Regions from separate parts of the Homo sapiens genome. Here region 1 is linked to region 2. The links are chromatin contacts, found by Hi-C in ENCODE. All regions are on one chromosome and are shown on one strand. The core of a region is the stretch at or near the end of the contact, and the rest is flanking DNA. Distances in the headings are between cores, read along the strand shown. Region 1 holds the start of BRI3BP (BRI3 binding protein). Region 2 holds the start of FBXO21 (F-box protein 21).

The links. Hi-C counts contacts between places; a loop is a spot of excess contacts on that map. Pooled maps may share reads with other maps.
Region 1: a loop to region 2 is called in a pooled map, with 10 times the contacts of the local background. The contact joins the promoter of BRI3BP here to the promoter of FBXO21 in region 2. A Hi-C loop is called at or near these places in 3 of 50 pooled maps.

The regions. Positions count from the first base shown.
Region 1 is chr12:124,992,258-124,994,957 of GRCh38, reverse strand. BRI3BP (BRI3 binding protein) reads right to left here and starts at 1,313. Exons shown (of 3, transcript NM_080626.6): 1 at 955-1,313. The coding sequence starts at 1,167. RefSeq lists enhancers at 434-523, 2,243-2,700 and silencers at 614-673, 684-933, 944-993, 1,094-1,143, 1,164-1,483.
Region 2 is chr12:117,189,178-117,191,877 of GRCh38, reverse strand. It overlaps FBXO21 (F-box protein 21), which reads left to right and starts at 1,408. Exons shown (of 12, transcript NM_015002.3): 1 at 1,408-1,660; 2 at 2,516-2,651. The coding sequence starts at 1,422. RefSeq lists silencers at 1,192-1,251, 1,292-1,391, 1,672-1,721 and an enhancer at 2,192-2,281.

The sequences.
Region 1 (2,700 bases), core at 64-2,563, 7.8 Mb before region 2:
TACTATCCCCATTTAACAAATAAAGAAACAAGCTCAAAGAAGTGAAGTCACTTCCCCAAAGTCATCCAACTGGTAGAGCTCCAACTTGAACCCAAACTTCTCTGACTCCAAAACCCCAGGAAGGCTGGCGGCAAGCAAGAGCCCCCTCCTCCCCAGGGAACAGCAAAGGAACCGCAATACCACACACAACTGTCCCCAGTAACTTCCTCCTTCTCAAGAGCTAGTCGGCGGACTTCGGCCCGGAATGGCACCCCTATCGCACCTAGCTCCAGAGAGCAGGAATTGGGGAAAACCCCCTGCGATCCTCCTGGGACTCAACACCCTTCCCAGGAGGCTGCAGGATCCGGGACCTCCCCAAACTAAACAAAAGGCTCCACGCGAAAGGCCCCGCACACAGTAGGTGCTCGGTTTCCCAAAGCCACCGAGCAAATCGCATTGCTCCCTTCTTTTCCTGTAAAGTAAAAACAACTCCAAGTATCTTCAAAGCAGGAGGAGGAGTGGGGCAGAAGGTCCCAGGGGAAGTGGGTCGGGATGCGAGGCTAGGACAAACCCGGGGTAGCTGGGGAGGGCGCAGCCGCGTGGGGACCGAGAGCGCCAGTGTGCTGCCTGGCTCACAGTAGGAGCCATTCAAACGCGGTGAATGAATGAATGAGACGCGCGGCAGGCGTCAGCGCAGCCGGGAGAGACTCTGGCTGCGCCGACCGCGGAGGCAAGGTCCAAGGAGAAGCGCGGCGCAGAGGAGAGGGCGCCCCGAGGCCCGGCCGCCCAGACCCGCACTGGTCAGGCCCGGCGGGGGCCGCAGGCGGCAGGCCCCGAGGCGCAGGCCGGACCCCCTCTTCCCGCGCGCTGGCCGGGCGGGCAGCCCCGGAGGCCGCGCTCCTCCCAGGTCGGCCCCGGTAGCCAGGTGCGTGGCGACCGGGGCAAGGTGACCGCGGGCGCGGGCCCGGCGCCCACCTTCTGAGCGGCGCGCACGTTGTCCTCGCCGAACAGGCTGCTGACGCTCTGGGAGAAGGTGTTGACCGTGCGGCGGTAGCTGTTCTTCTCCGCGCCGCCGCGGCCCCGCGCCCCCTGCGCGCCCGGGGCCAGCAGCCCGAGCAGCAGCAGCAGCAGCAGCAGCAGCAGGAGCCCGGCCCGGGCCAGGGGCCCGCCTGAGGCGCGCGCGCCCATGCTCGGCCGGCGGGGCGCGGGGTCGCGATGCGGGGTGAGGGCCGTGCGCTGGGCCGCAGCGGGCTCCGGCTAGGGCAAGGTTGGCGCGCTCGGGGGCCGCGCGCCGCGCCTTTACCCACAGCCGCCGCCGCCGCTGCTGCGCCACCTGCCCCGCCCCGCGCGCAAAGGCGCACGGCCCAGCCCACGCCGCGCCCCGCCCCCGGCGCGGGACCAACGCGACCCGGCCCCGGGGCCCCGCGCCCGCCTCCCGGAAGCCTGCCCCGACCCGGTGCGGCTTCTCATCATTTAAAAAAAAATTCTCTTTTTTAACTTATCCGTGGAAAAGCAACCCGTGCCTGTAAAACTTGCAACAGCTTCAACCAGGAAAGTGACTGCAACTGATTGAAAAACATGAAATAGACATATATGTAATCTCCCTGAATGTATTATAATGGTACCCCAAAATTCGCCCTCGTGGGCATCAGCTCATTCATCCTGAAAATTTTAAATAACAAGAAAGCATCAGGCATCCTCCTGCCCTTCCTGAATGAACTGTATTTCAGAGCCCCAAAATAGTTGGGGAGGGACTTTCTTTTACAAAGTCCAGCTAATACATGAGGATGAATGAGAGAATCCGAAAATTATTTGGCACCCCTCAATAGAATGATGGATTCACGCGATGATCATCAGAAATGGGTACAACCAAGAGGGGAGGGTTTGGCGGGGAACTTGAAAATGGAGGGGCTAAGCCGCGAAGTCCCGGTCCCGCCAATCGATCTTAGTGCCAGGAAGTACCAGCGCCACCTGCGATGGATTCTTGCCAAGACAAGTTGAGCATGAACCTGATGGGGCCTCTAGATCAAACCTACAGTTTACAGGAAATATGGCAGATAAGGAAAACTTAGAAGCAGCAGAAGCAACCAACCAACTCCAGCATGTGGGGCATTCTACCAAACAAACGACCCAGTTTGTTCAATAAATAATTGGTATAAAAGGTGAGCGAAGAGGAGGATAATTGGTTTTAAAGACTTAAGAGCCATAATAACCCATGCAATGCAAGGACCCTGTTTGCATCCTAAATCAAACAAATCAAGTCTAACCAACATTTTTTTTAGACAACCAAGAAAATAAAACTCAATTTTTGCCAATCCAAAGAATACAAAATGCTCTTATTTTTGAATTTACATTTTCTGGATTCCTAGTAAGATTTTCATAGATTTATTGGCCATTTGAATTACTTCTCTGTGAATTACCTATTCATATCCTTTGCACATTTTTTCCTGTATTGTTTATCTTTTTAAAAACTTTTTTGTAGGTCGGGTGCGGTGGTTAACGCCTGTGATTCCAGCACTTTGGGAGGCTGAGGCGGGTGACCTGAGGTCGGGAGTTCGAGACCAGCTTGACCAACATGGAGAAATCCCTCCGTCTCTACTAAAAATACAAAATGAGGCCAGGCGCCGTGGCTCACGCCTGTAATCCCAGCACTTTGGGAGGCCGAGGCGGGCGGATCACAAGGTCAGCAATTTGGGAGGCCGAGGCGGGCGGATCACGAGG
Region 2 (2,700 bases), core at 159-2,658:
CATTGGACCCTCCATGTACTGACAACAGATCCTTCTAACTGTAATTGCACTTTGAGGTTTTGAAGCAAAGACTCCATTTTTCTCACCCCTGTATCCCCAGGGCACACAACACAGGGCTTTGGCACTGAACTAAACTGATTTTTTTTTTTTAATGTGCAGATCCTGAGACTACCCTCCCAATCCTGAGTGATAACTCCCGCTTTGAAGACTCAAATCCAGGCTTTAGCACTTTTGTCTCTGTAACTTTGAACCAGTGACTGCCACCTGGAAGAACTTTGCCTTTTCTGTAGAATAGGTATAACTGTGGTACCTATTGTGGGAGGTCAGACTATGCTCCCCAAATATGAAGGATTGTTGAGCTGGAAACAATTAAGAAACCAGTACAGGAGAGCTCTCTGCCTGCCCTCTATTAGCCTAAAATCAGGGCACACATTTGAGGATTATTATTACTCCCCTACACCATCATAGAGGGCTTCCCATAGCACCCACTCAAGAATATTGTTATTATTACATCATATGGTTAAGATTACTGACAAGCAAAAGTCAAGTGGATCTGAAATAGAATCCAAGACAAGGGGCTGGGCGCGGTGGCTCACGCCTGTAATCCCAGCACTTTGGGAGGCCGAGGTGGGTGGATCATTTGAGGTCAGGAGTTCGAGACCAGCCTGACCAACATGGTGAAACCCTGTCTCTACTAAAAATACAAAAATTAGCTGGCTGTGGTGGCGGGCGCCTGTAATCCCAGCTACTCGGGAGGCTGACGCAGGATAATTGCTTGAACCAGGGAGGTGGAAGTTGCAGTGAGCCGAGATCACGGCCACTGCACTCCAACCTGGGTGGTGGCGCGCGCCTGTAATCCCATCCGCACGGGAGGCTGAGGCAGGAGAATCGCTTGAACCCAGGAGGCAGAGGTTGCAGTGAGCCGAGATAGCGCCACTGCCCTCCAGCCTGGGTGAGAGCAAGACTCCTTCCCAAAGGGGGAAAAAAAATCCAAGACAAGGGATCCTGAGCAAGCCCTCTCACTCTCCGAACCTGTTTCCCCATCTGTAATATGGGGAGAAAGTTCGCAGGGTAATTCGGAAAGGTCCAATGCGCACAGAAAGCGCTCAGCACGCGTGAGAATAGATACCATTTTTATTTGTTAATTTTAAACATTAATTACGTTTAAAAGAATCAGTGCTACTATTGTTGTCCCGGACTAGAGGCGGCTTGCGCTGCCGGCTCCAAGCACAGAGCCCAATTATGTCCTCCCTTTTGCGGCGCTGCCACCCGCGCAGCCCCCAGCCGATGCAGGGGAGGTGTGGCCCGCGGATGGGCGGAGCGATCTCAGGACTCGCCCCCAAGACCAGTAGGCGGGGCCAGGCGGGGCGCCCGGGCACTCTCGCACGCGCGCGCGCGGCGGCCCCAGGTACGCGGACAAGATGGCGGCGGCAGCAGTCGACAGCGCGATGGAGGTGGTGCCGGCGCTGGCGGAGGAGGCCGCGCCGGAGGTAGCGGGCCTCAGCTGCCTCGTCAACCTGCCGGGTGAGGTGCTGGAGTACATCCTGTGCTGCGGCTCGCTGACGGCCGCCGACATCGGCCGTGTCTCCAGCACCTGCCGGCGGCTGCGCGAGCTGTGCCAGAGCAGCGGGAAGGTGTGGAAGGAGCAGTTCCGGGTGAGGTGAGCCAGCGGCCCCGCGCCCCGGCTGCGCGCCCACCGCCCCGCGCCCCCCGGGGCCGGGCAGCCGCCCCGCTAGCTCCCCGCGGCCGCCCCGCGCGCGGACCCCACCCCGGACCCCTTCCCGCGGACAGACAGACAAAGGCCTCCAGGCCCCGGACCCTGCGGGGCCACGCCAGGCGGACCCCCGGGTCCCCAAATGGCGCATCTAGGAGCGCCTCGCAGCCGGGTCCTCCGTCAAGGGTGACGCTGGCGGCGGCGCGGCTCGTCCCTTTTGCGCGCTTCTTTTGTGCCCGACTTCGGGCTGAAATGTTTACATGGACCCAGTGATGCATCGATCGGGCGGGCGCAGCATCCCCGGGCTGGTTGTGGACGGCACAGATTTCAGCGTGGCCCCAGGATGAAATCTGGCCCTGCACACTCCCTCTGTGACCTTGGGGGGAGCGACTTCCCTTTTTTTGAGCCTCGTTCATAGACTTTGAGTGGTGGTGATCATTAGACCTACCTTTCACCGTGTTTATTAAATTAGATGATGTCCGGGAGGCACGCACGCAGGGCCCCGGCTCCTAGGAGGCGCTCAATCAGTGCTCACTGTCATTGTCATTATTATTATTGTTGTTGTTGTTACAACTGTCCCCATTTTAGAGATGGGGAATGGAGACATCATTCATGCCGCTACGCCAAGGTCACACCGGGAGTGAGTGAGTGAATGCTGGTGGGGTTTTGAACTAGGTCTCTCGCCGGGGTCCCTCTTACCACTGGACGCCACTGCTGTCCCTGTTTCCAAGGCTGCCTTGGATTCGTGGCCGCCTGCCTTTGAGTTTCTGTTAAGCTGAGGGGGTGTTTCTCTCCTCGTAGGTGGCCTTCCCTTATGAAACACTACAGCCCCACCGACTACGTCAATTGGTTGGAAGAGTATAAAGTTCGGCAAAAAGCTGGGTTAGAAGCGCGGAAGATTGTAGCCTCGTTCTCAAAGAGGTTCTTTTCAGAGCACGTAAGGATCTGTTGATGTGGCTCTAAGCTTTGGCTTGCTGGTGTATGTG